Regions from separate parts of the Homo sapiens genome. Here regions 2 and 3 are each linked to region 1. The links are chromatin loops, found by intact Hi-C in ENCODE. Cell type or tissue: mammary epithelial cell. All regions are shown on one strand. Each heading gives the region's core, and the rest is flanking DNA. Links, peaks and the distances in the headings are about the cores only. Region 1 has its middle 130 kb from the start of DMD. Region 2 overlaps DMD (dystrophin). Region 3 overlaps DMD (dystrophin).

The links. A loop is a pair of places that touch in the nucleus more often than their neighbours do. Peaks named below come from ENCODE experiments on the same cell type or tissue, not always from the same donor. Only the 100,000 strongest peaks of a DNase experiment are listed, where the experiment ranks them.
Region 2: a loop joins it to region 1, with 25 times the contacts of the local background. A loop is called at or near these places in 6 of 110 quality-filtered maps.
Region 3: a loop joins it to region 1, with 3 times the contacts of the local background. A loop is called at or near these places in 2 of 110 quality-filtered maps.

Annotation. Positions count from the first base shown.
Region 1 is chrX:33,332,381-33,340,821 of GRCh38, forward strand. It overlaps a transcript of DMD not described here. Among named protein-coding and RNA genes, the nearest start is that of DMD, 130 kb to the left of the region's middle. In mammary epithelial cell, for the core only: CTCF peaks have their summits at 4,619 (motif pointing left) and 5,783; no DNase peak of the experiment used is centred there; H3K27me3 peaks cover 509 bases.
Region 2 is chrX:32,774,697-32,783,137 of GRCh38, forward strand. The region is part of intron 7 of DMD (dystrophin); the gene reads right to left. Among named protein-coding and RNA genes, the nearest start is that of MIR548F5, 140 kb to the left of the region's middle. In mammary epithelial cell, for the core only: a CTCF peak has its summit at 4,472; no DNase peak of the experiment used is centred there.
Region 3 is chrX:33,014,593-33,023,033 of GRCh38, forward strand. DMD (dystrophin) reads right to left here. Exons shown (of 79, transcript NM_004006.3): 2 at 5,547-5,608. Among named protein-coding and RNA genes, the nearest start is that of DMD, 190 kb to the right of the region's middle. In mammary epithelial cell, for the core only: a CTCF peak has its summit at 4,544; no DNase peak of the experiment used is centred there; H3K27me3 peaks cover 615 bases.

The sequences.
Region 1 (8,441 bases), core at 67-8,066:
ACTTTATTATTTTTTCTGTTGACCCTAACATATAACAAATGAAGACATGTGCAGATATAACATGTTAAGAAGATAAATAAAACATCAACACTCATGTTAACACTGCAAATACACATGAGAGCTTTATACTAAGACGGCCATCTCCTCCCTCTGACTTATATTTTCCTGAAGGACATTTACATAGCATAAATATTTTAAAGACTTTTGGCTATTTGATGACACCTTGAACATATACTTTGAATCTAAGGGAAAGGAGAGTCATATTTATCTCCTTTCTAAAACAATTCAAATGTGATGTGTCCCTATTTGCTAAGCTGAAAGTAAGATGAAGTCAAATAAATGGAAAATCAAATATTTTTAAACTTCTAGGAGCTTTTTGTTTGCTTTTTTGTTATTTTAATAAGAGAAACAAAGTAAAACATGTAAAAACACAAACTCTCACCCAGCATCCTCTTACGAAATACCCAATTTTCAAATAAGCAGTACTATTTGCTCTATTTATTACTGGTCTTTAAGAGAAATAGACCTAAAAAAGAACATCTTGGAAGGCTAGTGTACTTTCATAATTCCCTGAGAAGCTCAGTGATTATGAGTAATGTGAACCAGAGTTCAATATTCTTACCCTTGGAATCAGGAAAAAGAAAGTCCTTTAAAAGATCAAGATCTTTGATAGCAGTAACAAGAACTAAATTTGCCAGGGGTAGAGCCGTCCTCTTACCAATTTCAGGCAAGAAGCAATCTTTTCTTGAGTAGCGAAAGGCAAGCCAACTAAAGAAAAAATCTGTGTGACTTCAATTACATAAAATTGACTAGATGGTTAAAAAACAATACTTTCACAGAATTTTTTCTTTCTGTAAAACTTTACTTGTATGTTGGTTCTTATTTCATTCAGAGATATATTAAGAGCAAATGAAATTGTGAAATTATTTTCAAATACACAAAAAAAGCTCCCCCACGACAACTTTTTCTCAATTGCCTCTTTTGCCTTTCCTCAGTTTTATAGTCTTCAGTGGGTCTCCCTCATTGCTCCATATTCCTAAGCCAACAGGAAGAATTTCTTTCAGACCCTTAAGCCTTGTGTCTGTTACCATAGAGACAGGCATCACAAAGTAGCTGCTCAGGAACATCCTCATGGAAATACAATAAGAATCCTATGGGTTTTACAGGAATTTCCAGCGCTACCAGTGAGCAGAAATTATATCTTTCCCTAGAAAAAAAATGTGGGGATTTTAGTTGCACATTATGGAACTATGGAGATTGTAATATTTGGTGGTAAATTCAGAATCCCTCAGCTTTATGCTTAGAATTTGATTATAGTTTCTCCTATGACATGAAAAAAAATCCCTTCTCATATCCCTATGTTCAGGAAAATATAAATAACTCATTGCTAATTCTTAAATTTAGCATGTCTTATCAATCATTTACTAAAACCCTTAACTGTTCTTTTATAGTGCAGTGCATTTGTTTTATCTTGATCCCTTCTAGAACATATTTGATCAAGAACACACTCATAATGTTATAAAAGTAAGTCTCTAAAACTGCAATTCCAAAGCTGCTGAGAGAGTCTATAAACCCACGAAGAGAGAAGAGGGTAGCTGCAAGAAGAAAATTCCACTCACTTTACCTTGTTTTCCATTGACTTTCACCCTTTCTGTAAGTCTACTGAAATCATACACTAACGGAAAAGCAGCAATAAAAATAACAGAATCCTACCAAATAGGTAAATTCAGCAAGATTAATGGAGTCAAACTAGGCAGATATTATATATAAGTCAATGATTGCAGAGACTTCAATTTTTTATGGAAACATTAAATAAACATTCCTCAACAAGTAAATTATCTCAATAGACTAACAGCCAAATGAAACCATCTTTATCTGTTAGGCTGCATATTTGAACTACTTTTCCAAGTCTCTAGTACTTAAGTAGTATGGGTGGTTACAATTTCTGTTTATGGTATAGAACTGTTATTTAACTGTTACATTGCTTGTTTAGATACTTGAGTCAATAAGCAAAAAACAAAATTTCTTTATAGTCTAGAGATGAGGTGAGCAAACTTTTCCTATCGAGGGCCAGATAGTAAATATTCCTGCTTTGTGGCCCACATGGTCTCTGTCATAAGTACTCAACTGTGTTTTAGCATGAAAGGAGTCCTATATAGCATATAAACAAATAAATGGGTGTGGCTGTCTTCCAAATAAACTATAGACTCTTAAATTGAAATTTTATATAATCTCATGTGTCAGAAATATTCTTGAAATGAAACAATTCAGAAACGTGAAAACCATTTTAAATGACTGGTCAAACAGTAATAGATGTGACAATGTGGACTATCATTTACTGACCCCTAGCCTGGATGATGCGAGTGGAGTAGTAGAGACCCTCAGAGAAATAAATGTCTAAAAAAAAGAACATGTTTTTAAAAGAAATGATTGGACTCACAGATTCTTAGTTAAAAATTATCTCAGACATCTTCTTCAATTTCCATTTAGTGCAGAAACTCCATTCTTAGCACTGAACACTTTAGGAATAAGGAGTGCAGTGTCTCACAAAGTAATCAATTCTCTGCTCACAACATTAACTGGAAGAATACTTTTCCATTGCTACCAAAGAGGTGCAAGTGAGTCTAAACCCTCTTCTGCATTATAGCACATCGAATATTTGAAATCAGCTTAATTTTCTCTACTTTTTTCCTTCAAGTATTCTTCAACTTTTCACTTTTCTAGTACTTTCCATGCCCCTCAAATGTTATAGTTTGTAGGACCTTTTAGCATTCAGACACTTTTCACTGAACATACCCCCAAATGTTAAGGTTCCTCTTAGATCATGGTGTCCTTCTAAAATATGTATATATTACCACATATAATATATACATATACCATACCTATCATATATATACACACACACACCATTATATCATATATATCCTTCTAAAATTCGTTCTCATTTTTTTCATTTCCTTTTTCAGGATACATGTCTAACAATATTACTTTGTTTCATTGTATTTTGATGTCATATGAATTATGACTGATAATAATGATGACCAACAAAATCAGTAAGATTTATTCAATTAATTATTACTAAGCTTTAACTCTCTCATGTCCTGTACTTGCCAGATTGATTTTATGAACCTTAGCTTAGGATGTTATACTTATTCCTATTACAATTATTCTCTTTGACCTCACCACAGTTTTTAGGTGGTCATAATCCTTTGGTACCCTAATAGTTCAATGTATTTGTTCTGCTTCCCAGATAGACAGGCTATCTGGATCGTCCTTCAGTTTTTGGACATTAATATTTCACAGGCCAAGTAGGTTCAAGAACAGAGACATAAGGCACATTACAGAAGATTAGGTTCAAGTCAGATGGAACCAATTTTATAGAACTATGCTATAGTCCTGTGAAAGGCCCTCTTCCTGGTTTACTGTGATTCATTAATTGATACATCACAGGCAGGGTCATTTAGCCAGCTGATTTATTGACCAGACTCTTATGTCAAACAGCAAATATTTCTCCATTTTCACCATATGGGCATCATAAAAATCTTTACCAAAGTCCATGCTATAATCAAGATAACTAGCCATATTACATACTTTTCAGATAACATTGGAGAATCACAGCATATATTATCTTTGCACTCTTTCTAAACCATCTCACCTTCTTCAGGAATTGTCAGTTACTCCCAGTGAAGAAAAAATATTGCATATTTTTCTGGAAAAATATTTCCAGTTTTAAGTAATTATTTACTCTCCACAATCTAATTATGGACTTTCCTTCCTATTTTTCACTTTAGTTTATTAACTCCAGGACCAACTAAAATATTGTCGTGGCTTTCTCTTTTTAAACAGTTCTGACTTTTTTTTTTTTCCAAAGCGTGTGTGTGTGTGTGTGTGTGTGTATGCACATGCTTAAGTGGTTTGTTTTTATTTGCTTTTTCCTTCTTAAAAGATGGATTATATGAGAATGGGAGGATAATAGGATGGAGCAAGCTTCTCAGGCAAAACATTTCAAAGCATATTTCTTAACCGATAGTGTCTTCCCCTGCTCATCTTTCTGAAGAGCAACACCTGAGAGGCAGCTACTCTAGCTCATGTGGGAAATTTCACTTGACAGTCTTATCACAAAAAGAGAAATAAGGGAGATTTTTTTACTTAAAAAATAATGATGCTCAATAAAATTTTTACCTAAAAGAGATAAATAATTGTTTTAGAATATAAATGCCTTAGAGAAAACAATCTGAGTTTGAGAGAATTGGGGAAAACTCACATAGATTTATAAAAGTCACTAATTCTGGATTTAAAAATATATTAAAATGTTTGCAGTCTATTTCATTGTGTCCCACTTCTCTTTCACACCTTCTATTTTTATGCATTTCTCCTTCATCGTTTTTTCTTCCTTAAAGCACTTCAGAAGACACAGGATTAAGCAATTGGGATTTGAAGACTTCACGTGGTCTCATCACTCTGCAGGCTGACCCTGTTTTAGAGCAAGAAATATTGGCAGACATTTCCAGCTCTTACAATGCATTTATCAATAAGGGTTTGCCTGCTCTTCAGGTGCGTGGCATATAGACTTTACGATTTCATTAATAATCAACAGCTGGTGCCACCTAGCGTCTGTCCAATCCATTCATCAGTGGGACCAAATACAGAGCACTTTCTAACCGCAAATGAAGCAAGCCTAAACTATAAACTAAAAAATACAAAAACACAGTTTGGGGATTCCAGTGGCTGATTTAAAGTACGCTATCTTCATTGAAAAAGAAAAACCTTCTTTTAAAAGTAACTATGGTAACAAGAGAGTGAGGCTAGAAGGAAGCTCACATTTTTTCGAAGGAGACAATTCACAAAAGGAGAGTCCTACTAAAGATGCAGTGTAAAAGAGTTTTTACAGTCTTGAATGGTCACTTAAAACGGTTATAAAAAGTTGAAAAGTAACATTGGCCAAAGAGGGCTGTATTTTAAACAACAGTATAGACAGAGCTGAATTTTCTCAACCAACCACAAAATAACCCTGTAGCATTTGGATGCAAAATTCTGTCAGTCTTTGAGCTTCCCAAAGATTAACCAAGTTCTGTAACACACTATACAAAAGCATCTACAGTACTTAAAAGTATTAAACGGAAATAATCAGAGTGCCTGAACCACATTATAAAAAAAAATTCTTTGCTGCTAAAATGATACATCTAGAAAACTATTTTCTTTCCTGCTGTATATATGAATTATGAATGATATTCAACCACGGTAATGTATGCTTCAAGGTTAAAAAGTAGTCATCCAAATCCTTGACTATTTTTCAAAACAGAAGTTAGCAATTATTTTGGAGAAATCCTAGTGTAATTAGCCCACCACTTGCTAATTAATTTACTGATATTTAAATACATGTTGTTTTTAACTCACCCTTTCTAAGAGGAATACGTAATTGAAAACCATGGACTAACATTCAGAAAAAAAGTTACATAACAGCCAATAGTGTTCCTTAACCAGACTGACTGGGATATTACAATTACTACAGAAAAGGCACAGCACATACGAGTAGCACTGTGTACACTGAAAGGTCATATTAGATGTACATATATGATAGTCTATTAACTTGGATGATTTAGCTCCTCAGGCTATGGAGGAGACTGGGTAGAGAGCCGAAAGATTCTGTATTACATAGACAGTTAATAATCAGGCTTTTCACACTTAGGAAAATCTATTTCTATATTATTTAACATCTGTTTTAAACAATCACTTGTTAAATGTTTGAATGTTTTATTTGCTTGTTACCCTAGTGGTGATAAAGATTATTTCAATATGTTCAGTCTGATTACAGTCACTGACAGATCCCCATGACAGCATGTGAAGATAGGTTATAGAAACGATGCATAGTTTATACAAAAAGCATAAATTGCTCCCCTTTCTCCAAAAACTTTATTTTTGGAGCCAAATACTGTCCATGCTCATGCTCCATTTGCTTAAAAGTACTTATAATTATAATCCACTGATTGTAGGGGAAAGAAATATTGCAAAACAGAGAAAGGGTTCTAAAAATCGTACGCAGGCAAGAAAGAATGTAAGACAAAACTCATTAAAGGGCAAAATAAATAAATAAATAAATAAATAAATAAATAAATGCTCACATTTTCAATAATTTATCACTTCTGTCATTTTTCATTAACAGCCTTCAAAGCCCTATCTGAAACAAGCTGATACAGAGAAATTAAGAGCAGTAATCAAGCGAGAAATCATAGACCAGCTGGGTCGACATCAACTTGGCAAAACGTGAATACAGTTCAATAGCTGAAACAGATGCTAGAGTTGTTGAAAAACCCTGCAGGAGATATTGATATATTTTCTTCATATAATGCAGAATGACTGAATAAATGTCAAAAGCTAGAAATTGATGAGGAGAAATGACTGACAGCCAAACTCCTTATAAAATAGAAACCAAGTATAACAATTTTCAACCTATCCAAACATTCTGTACATTCTCATTTCTCTCACTGTCTGAATATGCCAATACATCAATCAGTTCTTGCAACTAAATTGCATATAACTAATCTGGGGTAGATTTCCCCGAAGATTTTTTTCCCCCTGTCATCATCTACCTGAAGAAACCTAGACTCCTGAACAATACTTTATTCTAAAATCTTCTAACACTGATTTCTATCCCAGAAGTGTTTTCCTGAGGTTGGAGGCAAGCACACCCCCTCCCCAAAATCTAACGCAGCACAAGGCAATTTTAAAATCCATTCTGTAAAAGCAACACTGTTTGCAGAGTTTGAAGAGCTCGGCAACAAACCCCAGCTACCAACAGCTGCTTGTTCAAACATATGCTTTGTCATGGCCAGCTTCTAATTGTATTTGTAATGATGTAATAGCTTTAATAATCCTACCTTCCATGCCAGCTGTTTTTCCTGTCACTCCATCATGCCAATAAGTTGGCTGCTGTAACAAATCAAGATAGTGCAAAACAGCATCTTTCTCCTGATTCTGTCATCTTCCTGAAAGCATTCTATTACTGCCGACTGCTGGGAACCAGAAAGTCTATTTGAATTCCAACAGCTCCCCTTTCGCATGATTCAAGTTAGGTTAGGTGGGCATGCCTAACATGATTCTTTCAGTCATTTATTATGCAGCTGCTACAACGTCGGTGTGGTAACCACTCTGACTATCTGATACGTCAGTCGAACAAAACCTATACCTCGGAGCAAACACATGAGCCAGAGCAGCGTTTGCATTTAACGAGCATTCTTCCTGCCTAAAAAACAGTGGATCTGCAAATCTCTTTCAGTATCTACTCGCTCTTCTGTACAGATGCAAAGCCTTTGGATTAGATTATTTTCCTAAGTGTAACAATAGTAGAGTTCCTCGCCAAACATCATATTATTCACACTGAAATTTTGGCTGATTTTTACTTATCTTCACAGCCTTTTAAGGGTAAAAACTCTCTTCTGAATTGTACTTTTGCAATAAGATGTTGTGTGCTCAGCTCCACATTTCTGCGTTGTAAAATATAGCATGCACTTTCTCAAATGGAATTTGCCTCTTGTGACTCTATAGCAAATTTTCAAATAAGAGGATATTTCAAGAAAATATTATTTATTTTGCACACTGGAGATATTTAAAGTCTGGCACCCTGTATGCTTCTCCCAAGGGTAGACTTTATACTTGATATTTTGACTTTAGATGAGTGATTTCTTCACAAAGTAAGAAATTAGATTAGCTGAATCTCTTACACAACTTCTTTAACAAGTAAATAAATGCTATTCAGGAAAATGCATTTTGTATTTTAAAAATACTAATCGTGAATCAGTATTTGTTAAAAGAAACTGTAATTGTTATCAATTATACCGTATAATTTTCTCTAAAACTTCCAAGTTTGCCTGTCTTGGGGGCACTTATGGTTTGAAATTATAACACAAGAAAGTTTAAGTGTTTTCATGAGAAAAATTAATAAAATCATATGTTTCCTCTCAGATTTGTATTAGGTATTTAGTTTGTTAGGAAAGCTATCCCCCCTACCACAAAAAGTAAACAGACAGCTGGTTTCATAGTTACATTATGAAACTATAAGGAATAACTCATTTAGCATATGTGAAATATGCCAATATCGCTATTCTGAAATAGTGTTTTCCTAAGGGGTTATGGTGTGTGTGTGTGTGTGTGTGTGTGTGTGTGCTTTGTGTGCAAGTACTCATACATTTTAGCTATTCTACTTCCATTTGATTTTTGTATAACAAACACAAATAATCCCTATATATCAAGATATACACAACAATCAGTAACTTATAGTTTATTAGATATAATTTATAAATGCAAGAAATAAACCTGAAAGATAAGTTGAGTCCATATGAATCCACCAAGATTTCTCTAAAATAATATACATATCATTCCACACAACTCTGAAAATACTGGTATATCAATTACTGCTATTTTACATAAAAAGTCTTCGGTGA
Region 2 (8,441 bases), core at 150-8,149, 560 kb before region 1:
CCCACCAGTTCCCTCCCTTGACACGTGGGGATTACAATTTGAGACAAAATTTGGGTGGGTACACATAGCCAAACCATATCATTCTGCTCCCGGCCCCTCCCAAGCCTCATGTCATCACATTTCAAAACACAGTCATGCCTTCCCAACAGTCTCGCAAAGTCTTAACTCATTTCGGCATTAAGTCAAAATTCCAAGTCCAAAGTTTCATCTGAGACAAGGCAAGTTCTCTCTGCCTACAAGCCTGTAAAACCAAAAGCAAGCTAGTTACTTCCAAGGTACAATGCAGGTATAAGTATTGGGTAAATGTTTCCATTCTAAATGGGGGAAACTGGTCAAAGCAAAGTAGACACAGGTCCCACGCAAGTTTGAAATGCAGCCAGGCAATCGTTAAATCTTAAAGCTCCCAAATCTGCCTTGACTCCATGTCTCATATCCAGGGCAGGCTGATGCAAGGGGTGGGCTCCCATGACCTTGGACAGCTCCACGCCTGTGGCTCTGCAGAGCACAGCCCCCATGGCTTTCACAGTGCCTGCAGCTTTTCTAAGTGCATGGTGCAAGTTGTCAGTGGATCTACCATTCTGGGGTCTAGATGGTGGGCCTCTTCTCATGGCTCCACTAGGCAGTGCCCCAGTGAGGACTCTGTGGTGGGGGGAAGGGCTCCAACCCCACATTTCCCCCCTGCATTGCCCTAGTAGAGGTTCTCCATGAGGACTCCGCCCCTGCAGCAGACTTCTACCTGAACATCCAGGTGTTTCCATACATCCTCTAGACATCTAGGCAGAGGTTCCCAAACCTCATTTCTTGCCTTCTGCACAGCCGTAGGCAGAACACCACATGGAAGCTGCCAAGGCTTGGGGCTTGCACCCTCTGAAGCAATGGTGCAAGATGTACCTTGGCCCCTTTTAGCCAAGGCTGGAGCTGAAGCAGCTAGGACACAGGAAGCCAGGTCCCAAGGCTGCACAGAGCAGTGGGGCCTTGGGCCTGGCCCACCAAACCATTTTTCCCTTCTAGGCCTCTGGGCCTGTGATGGAAGGGGCTGGCACAAAGGTCTCTGACATACCCTGAAGACGTTTTCCCCATTGTCTTGGCTACTAACATTCTGCTTCTCTTTACTTATGCAAATTTCTGCAGCAGGCTTGACTTACTCCCTAGAAAATGGGTTTTTCTTTTCTGCCGCATGGACAGGCTGCAAATTTTCCAAACTTTTATGCTCTGCTTTCCTTTTAAAGAAAAGTTCCCATTTCAGATAATCTCTCTGTGAACGCATATAACCGTATGTTTTCAGAAAAAGTCAAGTCACATCTTGAATGCCTTGCTGCTTACAGATTTCTGCCAGATACCCTAAATCATCTCTCAAGTTCAAAGTTCCACAGATGTCTAGGGAAGGGGCAAAATGCCACCAATCTCTTTGCTAAAGCATAGCAAGAGTCACTTTTACTCCAGTTCCCAACAAGTTCCTCATCTCCATCTGAGACTATCTCAGCCTGGACTTCATTGTCCGTATCACTATCAACATTGTGGTCAAAGCCATTCAACAAGTCTCTGGGAAATTCCAAACTCTCCCTCATCTTTCTGTCTTCTTCTGACCCCCCCCCCAAATTGTTCCAACCTCTGCCAGTTACCCAGTTCCAAAGTCACTTCTATAATTGCTATATTTATAGCAATGCCCCACTATCTGGGCACCAATTTTCTGTTTTAGTCTGTTTTCACACTGTTATAAAGAGTACCTGTGGTTGGGTAATTTATAAGTAAAAGAGGATTAATAGACTCACAGTTCTACATGGGTGGGGAGGCCCCCAGGAAACTTACAATCATGGTGGAAGGTGAAGGGGAAGCAAGTACCTTCTTCACAGGGCAGTGGGGTCGGGGGGAAGGCTGTCAAATACTTTTAAACCATCAGATCACATGAGCATTCACACACTATCACAAGAAGAGCATGGGGACAACCGCCTCCCTGATCCAATCACCTCCCACCAGGACCCTCCCTCTACACGTGGGGATTACAATTTGAGATGAGACTTGGGTAGGGGACACAGAGCCAAATTATATCAACTTATTAATGCAGAATAAATTGTTTCCAATACAATGAGAAATTTTCCCTAAGTTTTTCTATTTGTGACACCTCAAAACTAAACCACTGATGTTCTCAAATGCTTAATTAATTAAACAAACTCATCCAACCAAAAATATGCTTGTGCATGAAAGCTGATGTTTTATGGTTACAAAAAGTAAAACAAAATAGTATGAAATAAGGAAAACATACTGCATTCTATGCACTGATAAAATGAATGAAGCTAAATGGGTCATAAAAAAGTATATCCAGTTTTATAGGGCGTGAGGCCTATATAGCAGCATAAATTTGTCTTTTTTTTTTGTTTTTACAGTAATTAAGAGTATGCAACACGCTCCACAATTATCTGAGTAATTAGATTTTCTCAATTAAAAACGAGCACTGATAAGATTAGCTGGATTTCTAGGTCACTTTGTTTCGCAGCATTATCAATTTATCCAGGTCAGAATCTTACATCTAGGGATACAGACTGGACTGGAAGTTCCTAGTTTTTAAGTTTGGTTTCTGGTTGGGGGGGGAATCCTACCAAGCTAGGAAATTAATGGGAGGATGCAATTGAAATAACTAGGATAGTACTTAATGTGTTGTAAATAATAATGGCAGTTATTACTTTGTAAAAACATATTTTAAGCAAGTATGGAATTTCTCAGAAAACTTAACCTCAAAGCAAAAATTTTAAGATTGTTTATGGTAAGAATTTAATATCATTTTCCATGTATTCTCATTCTTACTGTTATTATTTCAGTCATTGGGGAAAGTTATGCTTCCTTCAGATGGGGTGATTAGAATAAACAAGAATAAGACCTCTGAATTCAGGACTTCGCAGTTTTCCAAAAGAAATCGGTATTTTTTAAACTTTTAACAGATTACTCCTTTCTATTGAGCAAATCTTTACCTTTCCAATTGGTATTTAGACATGTAAATTTAAAACAAAGACATTCTTCTGCAAGGAAATTTCAGATGCTTCCATAAGCATTTGAAACAGCCCAACTGTTTTTGCATACTTAAGGAAAGAGCTATCTTAAGGATGGCAACAGTTACTGTGTAAAAATTTTAGAAATCCTTTTAAGTATCAAGTATACATTCTTATGCCCTGTGCACATCGCTGCTCAATTTTGGATGTCCAGCAGTGTGCGCACGTCCATGTGTGCATGCACATAATTATATACCCATGCACATGAGCACATTCATTTAACCATACAAGAAGCAATCCCAGCAAGAATTCTAAAAAACTGATATATGTCTGAATATTACTGGAAAAGAGACTGTAGGTGAGACCTGGGCTTCATATGGTTCAACATAGATTTGTCAGTTGATGCTGTTAATTAAAAATAATACAGAATATATAGGACAAAGTATTGTGTGTTGATGTAATTGTCCCATGACTGTGCCAGGTAAGAAGCGTAGAGGATAATATTCCCTGAAAACAGTAGGGATTTCTACTGCTAAACATCTTTTAAAATGTCAGATCCTCGCAAAAAAAAAAAAAAAAAATATGGACTTTCGTCTAGGGTGAGGGAAAAAGTTTTTCCCTTCGTGCCTTTTGTGATTCAAGTCCCGAACCCTATAGAAATGAGCACTGCTGGACTTCTACCATTGAGGGCAGTTTGTCAGGCCCCAAAGCTGAACAGCCAAGTACAACAGACCAGAGCTAAGAAACTGAACAGAAAAAAAACTACAGAGAGTGCAGTAGTATTCAATTACTGTTGTAACATATTCCCAAAATCTTAATGGCTTAAAACAAGACAAATGTTTTATCTTACAGCTGAGTAGGTTAGACATCTGACATGAGTCTTATTAGACTAAACTCAAGCAACAGCAGGGCTTTGTTCCTTTCTGGAAATTCTAGAAGAGATCATGTTTCTTTCCCTTTTCTAGCTTTTATAGACCTCCAATATTCCTTAACCCCTGGTCTTCCTCCATTCTTCAAAGCGAACAACAGTAGGTATAGTCTTTCTCAAATTATATCACTCAGGCCTACTCTTGTGCCTCTTTCATTTTTAAGCATTCCGGTGACTACATAGTGTGCACTCAGGTAATCCAGGTTAATCTCCCTCCCTATTTTAAGATCAGCTAATTAACAACCTTAATTCCCCTGTGTCATGTATCATGTACTATACTCACAGGTTCTAGGGATTTCGACATGAGTATCCTTGGGGAGCCAGCATCCAACTACCAAAGGAGAGTTTAAATATGCAGGTTTAAACAAAAAAGTCGTATCATATTGAGTATCCAGATTTCACTTTGTCTCCGATATACTCTAATTCTGGTATTCCCAAGTATTAAATATCTTGGGCACCAATTATTTTTGTAAACTGGTGCCTGTAATAAATTTGACTAAATTAAGCTGATTATTTAAGCTAATTGTTCATGTATGAATTATTTCATCATTCCACTGATAGGTGGCACAGTAGCTCACACAATTCCAAGAGATTTAGTTTCAAATGAAAGTCGTCCTATTCATCCCCTTTATTATTGATTTTACTGCACACACACAGAGAGTCATTACTAGATGGGAACTGATAACAATGTTGCTCGGACACACAATGACACCTAATATTTATATTAATATGCTAGCACATTTTTTCTGTTCCTATTTTTTGATAGCTGCAAATTAGTCTTTTGTCGCACATTCCCTTTTTCATGAGGTTTTTAAAATGTTTAATAAATCATCTACATATTTAATTTTTACCACTAGCATTTAGACATTTTTAAAGTTATCTTTTGAAACTAAATTATTTTTAGATTTTACAGATGTTCCCCCTTCCTGTGTCCATGTGTTCTCATTGTTCAATTCCCACCTATGAGTGAGAACATGCGGTGTTTGGTTTTTTATCCTTGCGATAGTTTGCTGAGAATGATGGTTTCCAGCTTCATCCATGTCCCTACAAAGGACATGAACTCATCCTTTTTTATGGCTGCATACGGCCTGTGGTGGGGTGGGGTGGGGTGGGGTGGGGGTATGGGGGAGGGATAGCATTAGGAGATATACCTAATGTTAAATGACGAGCTAATGGGTGCAGCACACCAACATGGCACATGTATACATATGTAACAAACCTGCACGTTATGCACATGTACCCTAAAAGTATAATAAAAAAATCAAAAAAAGAAAAATTTTAAAGATTACTATTCAAGATATTCTTGGGAAAATATTTAAATTATAATAATCCCAATTTAAATTATACTTTAATTATGTGGTCATTTTATATTTTAACTTGTCATGTATCTTCTCCCATACAAGCCTGATATAAATTTTACATAGAAATCATGATCTGTGTATCCATATACTTCTCCCCTCATAGTACACACACTTACCCGATATGTAGTGTGTATTGCTTTAGCATACTCAATAAAATCCATTGAGACAAAATATGCCTTATGTTTCTAATTGTAACAGTCAATTTTTACCATATAAATTACCAAGAGGATTTTTCTAAAATTATACGATGAATGTAGCAATTACACAATCTCTCTACAACTTTTGTACCATACATGGAATTCTATACTAGAAGCCGACATTCTTATGCCCGACAGAACTATTTAGTTCATTTTATGAGACGTGCTATTGAGTTTTAGATAAAGTTTGAAATTTTATAACAGCTTATTCTGTAAGAATGCATACAATTATCAATTACCTTGGGAATAAATTGTTTTACATATTTCTGAGAACCTTCTGCAGCTTCTTGTATATCAAACCACAGGTATATGTTTTAGCATAGTTAATATTTTTTGAAATTACCTTCACCACTGTTATTTTATTTAAATAAAGGTAATCAGGAAGGCCTTTCTTCAGCTTAGACAACAAAGTAGCCAGTAAGATCAAGGAAAATATTAGGTAAAACCCAAATACAACTTCAATACTTGGATACTGACCATTTCATTGCTTGTTAATGTTAATTCCTTGGATTAATCAGTTAATTTAATCTATCAGCTTGATAACGTATCTGATCAGAACTTTAAAATCCTAACTGGTCTTCACACATATTAATGACCCTCACACTTTCATGTAATATGCTAATGTAAAAGCCGTGTCTTCAAGAAACATTTGTTGTACATTAAAAAACAGGCACTCGCACTTTCAGAGGCCGAGGCGGGCAGATCACGAGGTCAGGAGATCGAGACCATCCTGGCTAACACAGTGAAACCCCGTCTCTACTAAAAATAAAAAAAAAATAAAAAAAAATAAAAAATAAAAAAATTAGCCGGGCATGGTGGCAGGCGCCTGTAGTCCCAGCTACTCGGGAGGCTGAGGCAGGAGAATAGCGTGAACCCGGGAGGCGGAGCTTGCAGTGAGCCGAGATCGCGCCACTGCACTCCAGCCTGGGCGACGGAGCGAGCCTCTGTCTCAAAAAAAGAAAAAAAAAAAAAAAAAAGGCACTCTTATGCTCTGGGAATTCAGCTGTGAATAATAAAGGTCCCAGCACATGAGGAAGTCACCACCAATAACAGGACTGAACAAGTCTACAACTACCTACAGCATTGTGATAGGCCAGCAGTACTATGGTGGGAACAAACTCCACTGGAACATTAAGTGAGAATTATTTTTTGAAGGTTAGGAATTTTACGTTGGATTAAATATCAATGATACAATCAAAGTGAAACATGAGAAGGACTCATACTGTTGTTTACTCTGTTAATATTGTACTAAACAGTATTGAATAAAACAAAATCAACGAAACATTTGAAAAACAGAAGACATTGTATCTTTAAACTAGTGATGTCATTTTCTTGCATTCTCATATATAACTCAATATACCGGGAACACTGTAGATTCTAAATAAGTATTATGTAATTAAGTAAATAAATTCTCCCTTGCCTCTACTCCAGTAATCCCTCTTCCCTTGCTGCTGCTTGTGAATGTGTCAGCCTCTCTCCTGCAACCAAATTTCTACCCCAGACATACTACATTCGTCTTATTCCATCTCTCCATGTATTGACAAGATGGGCACATGAGTACGTGCACACACATACATCCGCATACTAAGGCAAAGTAGCTTACTTTACCTATCTCAGAGAGAAAACTAGCCTAAACATAAGGAAGAATGCTCACTAAAGATTTTAAGATACAGATAAAGAACATTTGAGTCACCTTTAAGAGACATAAATTACATGTTCACTCCACTTTCTCTCTATTTCCCCAAATATATGGTATTCTCCTCAAACTAAGATAGCAAGATATCTCAGTTGATATCTTAATACACTCAGTATTCATGTAGGCTCCCAGGTAAGAAAAAAATTATTATTGTTGCTTGTCTAATCCTAGTTGCATTTAAATATGAAATAGTAACATGGTAATTTTTTAGAATAAAAACCAATTTTGAATACAATCTAATGAAAACTTTGAAAAATGTTCATTTCCAAAGATAAATTAAAGACAGATAATTTCACAGATCATGCTCTCCCTTAACATTAAAAAGGTTCTTTTCTCATATATGTATTAAATATTATCATTAAAAATCACTAGAATATCAAAAAAACAGCCTACAGACTTGGTGTGTATAGTATGTGATAACATAAGCACAAAACAAAACAAAAAACTAAGAATAGTTTCAATATGTATGCAGTAACAGAGACACATGCTATTCTGAGAAGGGTTAAATCAACAAAGGACATAATCTTTCTGGGGTTCAGCTGTGAAATGCAGAGTGGAAGAACAACATCCCAGGGAGTTGGAACAGCAAGTGCTAAGGCCTTAAACTATGTAAATATCATGCTAGATGATTGTGTGTAAAAGAGAATTAAGTTAAATCCAGAAAGAAAATAGGGCCAGTCATTGTCAAGTTCTTCCTGCAGTCACAGAAAAAGATGAGAATAACTTGAACTATGGTGGTGGTTGTACAGGTGGAGAGGTATGAATGATTTAGTGATATACAGTGGGCCCTCCGTATCTGCGGGTTCTGTATCTGCAAATTCAAATAACCTCTGATTTGATACAATAGGGTGAATATAGTCAATAATTGTGCATTTGAAAATAACTTCAAGAGTGTAATTAGTTTATAACTCAAAGGATAAATGCTTGAGGTGACATGCTATTCTCATGACGTGCTTATTCCATATTGTATGCCTCTATCAAAACATCTCACGTACCATATATATATACACACACACGTATATATATACATATACACATATATATCATATATACACAAACACCCCATGTACCCACAAAAATTATATACACACACACATACACACACACATATATATACCTATATGGTGTGTGTATATATACACACACACGTATATATACATATATGGTGTGTTTATATATATACACACACATATACATATATGGTGTATATATACACACACATATACATATATGGTGTATATATACACACACACCATATGTATATACATATATGTA
Region 3 (8,441 bases), core at 1-8,000, 320 kb before region 1:
TAGAATCAAAATTCATGTGCATTTCAATAGCATCATGAAATTATGGAGTTAGGAACACAATGATTACAATTAAAATATCATGTTCTCAAGAAGACCAGGTAACATCATGGAAAAGAATAGAAGTAAATAAGAAGGAGAGATTCAGTAGAAAAAAATTCATAAATATATGCATTTTTCAATTCAATTCAGAAAATACATTACATAATGACAAAAATGGGAATATTTTGTGTTTATATGATTTACTATTTATAATGCCCTTTTATTATATGTTTTGTTACAAGTAGGCAAGAACATATAAGAAAAATAAGACTCAGAGAATTTCAATTTTATATTCACCTTTCTTTTCAAATAAATTAAAGTATGGATATAACGTTTTCTCCTAAGGTAGAGAGTAGTGTGAAGAAGCCTGCTTTATCAAAAAATAACGTGCTGGTGGGGCTGCGGAGAAAATGGAACACTTATACACTGTTGGTGGGAGAGTAAATGAGTTAAACCATTGTGGAAGTCAGTGTAGTGATTCCTCAAAGAGCTAAAAACAGAACTACCATTCAACCTAGCAATCCCATTACTGGGCATGTACCCAGAGAAATATAAATCATTCTATTATAAGACACGCATACATATGTTCATTGCAGCACTATTTACAATAGCAAAGACGTGGAATCAACTCAAATGCCCGTCAATGATAGACTGGACCAAGAAAATGTGGTACATATACACCATGGAATACTATGTAGCCATAAGAAAGAATGAGATCATGTCCTTTGCAGGGACATGGATGGAGTTGGAGGCCATTATCCTTAGCAAAATGATGCAGGAACAGAAAACCAAGTACTGCATGTTCTCACTTATAGGTGGGAGCTAAATGATGAGAACACACGGACACATAGAGGGGAACAACACACACTGGAGCTTATCGGAAGGTGGAGGGTGGGAGGAGGGAGAGGATCAGGAAAAATAATTAATGGGTACTAGGCCTAATATCTGGGTGATGAAATAATCTGTACAACCAACCCCCGTGACACAAGTTTACCTATATAACAAACCTGCACATGTACCCCTGAACTTAAAATAAAAGTTAAAAAAAGAAAGGCTACCTTACTGACTCAAAAGTTTAGTGTTAATTTACCCTACATCATGCTTATCATGCTGGCTAAAAGGTAAATTAAAAAGAAATCTTGCAAGAAGTATGTCATATCAATTTATTTTATCACATGATATTGCCCAAAGAGGGTGAGTCCTGGATTTTTAATGTGGACATATATGTTGCGGCAATGAAGAGGTAAATGAACTATTGTGGCAGGCCAGGTCTCACTAATGCAGGCCTCCACAACAACTGTTTCAGCACTGACTGAGTGGTAAAGTTACATATTAAAAGCTGATAGAGCCAGCGCCCTTAAACAAAGGCTGGACGGTAACAAAAGCCCACCAAGAGTTTTGCCCAGGCCTTTCCTGGGCCTTGAAGCATGACAAGATAATGAAGGAATTCTTAACAGGACCCTTTTAGAATTAAAAAAGCTTTATTGGGGGTCTGAAGAAACTCCCCAGGACTCCACAAACAAGTTTACTGGGCATCTGAAGGAACTCCCCCAAACTCCATGATTTAGCCGGAGATAAGATAAGGGTAATCATCCCAGCACCTGGACCCATTTAGATAAAGTAAATTTACTGAGGCTCCAGAGGAATGTCTTCAGGAATCAGATCTTAGTTACAGATCAGAAGAAGTTAATCATTTATGTCTTTAGATGGATACACACTTACATGTAGACATACAGCGTAGAAGGTATATAAGCTCTGGAAAACTTTATAGTTTTGAGTTGGTCTGGGGATAATTTCCAGGTCTTCTCCCTGTAACCACTTACAGAAATAAAAACTCTCTCCTTTTCCCGTTCATCTGCATCTCGTTATTGGGCCACAAGAATAAGCAGCCCAATCCTCAGTTTGGTCCAGGAACACTATCATATCATGGGCTTTTGTGAAGACATTAGACAAAACTAATTATGCATTTCTACTTCATTTAAGTCAAACATGCATACTATGTTGGAAAAAAATCAGACAGAAGAGTGAGTATGGAAATAAAGATGATTACTAAATTCAGTATAGGATCAAAACCATCATATCACTCATTGGGAGATAGTTTATCTCTCTCAATTGAGCTGGCAGTAAATATTTTTTCCCATAAAATTTTTTCTCAAACACAAACATCAAGCACATTTTATGACAAAATTATTTTTGGTCATGTTTTCAAAACTGTACTTCCCTTTATTAAGCCGGCATGGATGAGCAAGATTTTTATAATGCGAATCATATTTGTCATAGAGTATACACGAGGCTTTTTAAAGGATTATAACATATCAATAAATTACATGGAAAGAATATTTACTCTGAATTAATCTTATCTAGAAATGGTTTTGTGTTTATGTGGAGATAAATATTGTTCAGTTATCTCTATATAATAGATGTGATAAATCACATTCTAGTAGAATTTTTTGGAATCAAAGTTAATAGAAGACTTATTTTAAAAAGAGATAGGGCTTATTTTTAAAATGGTACCAGGAAAGTGGAAAATCAGTTAGATTTACTGCAAAGACACATTTGGCTTCAAATGACGCCACAACAACAAGGATACATTTAATCACATTTATTTCCTTTAAATATCCCTTCCGTAGCTTTACAAAATAACAAGGAAATATTTTGTTGTCTCTCTATAATTTACAAATATTATATAAATGTGTGTATAAAAGGCAATGAAAAATTATCATCTGTCTGTGTGGTAAAGTAGACACAGATAGACATTAATACGACTATAAAAATGAATATGAGTTAGATTTATTAGTGAGGCATTTTTATAGTTGTATGAATGTGTGTGTGCCTGTGTCTAATTTACCACACAGACAGAATTTTTCATTCTCTTTTTTCTCTTTTTAAAGTCTTCTTCAACACAATTTTTCCACCCAGTTTTTCTTCTGTTTCTACAGTTAGCATAGATTTAATGATTTGTACTACTGACCTAGTATATTTATTATATTTATATAGTGTACTAGTAATAAACAATGAGATTATATAGAAGATATACATTCCTGCCTTTGATGGGCTCACATTTTAGAGCTTTCTTCATAAAGGTTACCAGATTCCCTCTAGCTCAGATTACTGCCTTCTCAGACCACCCACACTGAGCCCACTCAGTTCTAACTCCATTTATCAATTAACCAAAAACTCCCAAATAACTGTGTAGGTTCCATGAGTTCAGGAGATTCCACTTCAACTAATCTGTGTATCCTACAGGGCTAGAATTCTGCTGAAAGGCATGCAGCGATGCAATAAATTGCCAAATGATATATATATCACAATTATGTTTATCTTTTGGTTTCACCAAGTGGCTTAAACTGAATCAACTAGCTTCCTCTAAATTCCCATCTTCTTCAAAAGTGTCTAAAAGAATGCAGTCACTTAGCTAAGTTTTGACAGAAAAGAATAAGAAAAGAGGAAAAAGATTCTTTGCAAGTTCTCAAAATTAGAAGTTAGTGCACAGGTATATATACATTTTACCTTTAAATAAGTTTTCTCCTCTGTCTTTGTAAACTTTTATTTCTATTCCTGACACCTAGGATATGCTTGATAATAGAATTTCTGTACTTGAAAGAATGGTGACTCTCCTGATCAGTTATAACAGACTTAGGGAGAACATTTGTAATATAAATGAAAAGTGTGAGTTGAGTTAGAGGATGCAAATATTTTGGAAGAAAACAATAAATGTGCTCATATATGTGAATATTTTACAGTTTTAAGATATGGGCATTCATAAGGACAGAAAAAAATATACCGAATTGCTCTGAGGCAGTGCTAACAATATATAAATAGAGGATGGATTGGATATCAAGCTTTGATTTCTATATTAACAGGTGAGTTGTGATAAATGATAATGGAAAAGGTTAATGCACAGAGCGAAGATCTATTTCAACTTGCGGGAATGAGGATACACAGTACTTGTCATGTTTACACACCTTTTAAAAATTACTCTAGTTCAATTCAAAGATTCAGAGTATTGTTACATTTACTATTTCAGAAAATTTCTTCACAATTCTGATTTGTCTGTATGTTTGTTTGAAAATATGTCTCTTGTCTGCTTCAGAATTCCAAAACTTAAAAATGTCAATGATGCCAGTATATACAGCAATTAAACTATATATAACCATCTTATAAATATTCGGAGAATTATGAATAACTTTCCTAAATATCCTAGGTTTACTTTTTATTTATTCTTCTATATTTGTGTTGTTATATTTTATTTCACTTAGCTAAAAAAAGTTGAGGATTTAAAAAACGTTTTTAAAATACATGTTTCTGTTTACGTCTGTAATAGAAATTTGTTAATTATTCAGCAAGTAAATAAAATGAACTTTTATTAGTTAAAATTCAGTAAGTTAAATTAAAGAGTACATGGCAACATTCTACTACCAAATACCACAAAGAATAGACGATATTCTAAAAATGTTTGTCATAGAAAAGGGAGAACTTTTGAGATTGGATCTCCTAGTGGATTGTTTTGGCTCCATTATCATGAATTTTACAAAATCAGACCCATAGAGGGAGTAATTCATAGCTATTAAGAGTTTCAGGCATTTTAGTAGAAATTTTCACTTTTAGTGACTCTTTAAATCATTACAATAAGAAACAAAATATCCACTATCAAAACTATGCCACTCTTAAAGCCTTGGGTTTAAGGGCCATATTTTATTAGCTTTATTTTTCCATTATCTAGATTTGATGTCTCAATTAAGCAATCAATATATACATATACAAACATTCATGATGGAAACATAAGAAAACCGACTCACCAAACATTTGATTGATTTACCCAAATCGAGAATAATAATTAAAATGCAAGTCTTTTAAACTTTGACATCCCAATAAACCTCCATATATTGCATTCCTAATACTAGTTTTCAAGGTAAGAATATCTTGCTCTGTGTCCACCTATAATCATCTAGAGTCACGCTATTGATTAAAAATTGAGTTGTATTTGCAAATTAAGTAAATATTAAGAGTATGGATTGAAGCCTGCACAAAAACAAGATGAACTTATTGTCTTTAATCATTTGAAATATGCTCTAAACTATAGTGGCTGAATACACCCAAAGCAATTATATTGCTTTTCTTGAACTTGGTAAAGACCAAGAGGGACAAAAAAATGATAATTTTCACAACAAAATTCCCTCATATCTTCTTCTGCTGGGTGACATATTCTAGCTACTTGATGGAAGATTGCAGCTATAAACTCTGAGGACTCATGTCATTAAAGAAACTCACATTGTCAAGAAGAATCAAAGATATACATTTTATATAATTAAATAGTGTATCTTTGCCATATCTTCTGCTGCTTACTCCTTAAATAAGAGTGAACATAATATTTCCAGATTTGCACAGCTAAAATAAAATGACACTATGAGAGAAATAAAACGGATTTTTAAGATACACAGGTACATAGTCCATTTTGAAAATTTCACAACTTAGATCTTAAAAGTAAAGTAACAAACCATTCTTACCTTAGAAAATTGTGCATTTACCCATTTTGTGAATGTTTTCTTTTGAACATCTTCTCTTTCATCTAAAATGCAAAATAAAAAAATAAAAGTTAGGAAGCAACTTTAAATATAATTCATATTTTACAACCAAAGTAACTTTCCATTATGATGTGTTAGTGTTTTTTTACATTTAGTATTACATTCATTGATAAATGGAATTAAACATGAGTGATGCTGGTTTGGGGCATCCAAATTAAAATTACTTCTGAAAAATGGCCAGGCGCGGTGGCTCACGCCTGTGATCCCAACAGTTTGGGAGGCCAGTGAGGACGGATCACTTGAGGCCAGTAGTTTGAGACCAGCCAGGCCAACATGGCGAAACCCCATCTCTACTGAAAATACAAAAATTAGCCAGGCATGGTGGCATGCACCTGTAATCCCAGCTACTTGGGAGGCTGAGGCAGGAGAATCATTTGAATCCAGGAGGTGGAGGTTGCAGTGAGCCGAGATCATGGCACTGCACTCCAGCGTGGGCGACAGAGCAAGATCCCGCCTCAGATTTGTAATATCTGAAAAACAATTAATATGACCAAACCCATAGTCGTTCAAATACTGTATGATTATAAAAAAATAGTCTCCTCTGAATAACAGTATTTATTCGCCAGTTATGAATAGATACTCCAGTATAATTAAAAGAAACTCTCAGCTGTCATTTACTCCGAAAAACTATTTCGGAGCCTTTCCCCATGCCATCCACCCAACCATGGAGAAATGATTATTCCTTCCTTTGCAGCATCTACATACTCTAACATGGGCCTGATCTCACTATGGAAGAGGTTTCCTGATGAGCAGGAGCATGGTTTAGTTATCTTTGCTTCCCAGAACTTAGCACACTGTCTGAACAAATTAAGAGCTCAGAAAATACATCTGACAAATACGTGCATGCTTTAAGGAAGGGGAGATTCTACAACTCTAAAATTTCTAGGACCTCTTTTCATCTAAAAGTCAGAACATTTCAAATAAAAATGCAAATGATACTCTTCATGCCTTACATATAAATACTCAAAGAAAAAAGTCCCCAAAGATTTATACTAAGGGATTAGGGAGAAAAATTATTAAAAAACAGCTTCACTGAATTCATGCTTCTACAAATGATCTTTTTGCCCCTAAACTGGAAATTAGTATTAAGTCAAATGGACAGAAAAATCATCAATCTTGATATATTAAAATGTTTTTCTCCAAGCAAAAGACTATTTTTTTAATTATTGTAAATATAATCATATTAGTTAATGTTCAGTAAATGAATGCATCTGAGAGATATTTAAAATTGATAAATTTTATATTTTATCTACTTGGATTAAAAGAACCGTTATTAAAATGCCCTTTACAAAGTAATCATATTTGCTCTCATATATTTTTCAGTAGTAAATCTCCGTTGCTTCTCTTAAAAACATAAGGAATCACTTTCGCATAACAAATATATGCATGCACCAAAAATATCTGTTTATCTTTAAATCACAATACTAATCTATAAGTAGATTCCTTTAGTCAATATGAGAAATAACAGTGAATAAATAAATTTCAAACTGTCATCTTAGGTGAGAAATTTTATTTAGCATTACAAAATACATTTTTCTTATTTAATTATGTTATTCACACAAGCTTCTATATGTATGTTCAATATCAACATTATTCATATGGTATATGATAAATCTTAGCTACAATATGGAAGTATTTCCTTTGTTGACAAGGGTGAATAAATAAAAACAGATAGTAATAGTTTTCAAACCTATTCTAGCCTCCTTCAAATCTTTACTTTCATAAAATTAATACTAGCCCTTCCAAAATAATTTTAAAAAGAAATGGAACATTTCAAATGGTCAAAATTAAACCATCTTCATAGACTTTATGGAGGAAGATTGGTCAACGCATCATTTATCAGTAGTATATACATATATTCCTAAAAGTAAATGACCTTATTTGCAATTCCACTTATATTTCCTACATGTGCATGCGTACTTTCTGTCAGAAAGCAGAGAGTAAATGAGTCAGTTGAAAGCATACATTCAGATGTCTTTGAAACATACCCAAAACCCTCTGCCAAAAGCTCAATATGAGGTCTTTTGAAGTGATTTAATCTAGAGGCTTTTAAGTGAAAAATACGTAGTAGAATAAAATTTTTATTCTTTTCAATTATATGGACAAGGAGTAATTTTTAGGTAAGCATCGAAGGCAGCACGAAAACCTTGACATTATGTGCAAAGTGTTACTTATTTACTGTGTAAATAACACTAAATGTGAGCTTCAACATATAAACATCTTTGCTAGTTGTCCTCTCTCACCTCTACGTCTTTAATACAAGAAAAATGTCTTCAATGAATTATTGTCTTATTTTGGTATAGTAGCATATATTTTCTTCAACATAATAATTATTAATACAATTAATTGTATTATTATTATAAAATACATAACAATTCTTAGTGCCTTACTATTCATAAGTTTGTTTTAATTATGTCTTCTCAATCTGTATGTAATTTACTACTTTATACATAAACACAAGCTGAGAAGGAATAAAGCTATTAAGTGACAGAAATGAACTTGATACAGATTTTCTGAATCAAAGTCCATGGCTTTTCACATTGACCAGATATCTATCATTTACATTATAATTGCATAATTAACAATACAGAATACCATAAGATAATCAGAGTCACAAAAGGTGAACATATTAACGCAAATGCAAAACAACCATGAAATCAGAGCTTCTATTTTGAACAACTCAAGGAGGTTCCATGTATGTTGTAACCTATGTGAATAGCGTCCTGGAATTTGGCAATGCATAACTTATTTGTCTGTATGAACTGATCTAGAACTGAATAATGAGCCTTCTTTAATGGTGCTGGATGATATGGTTGT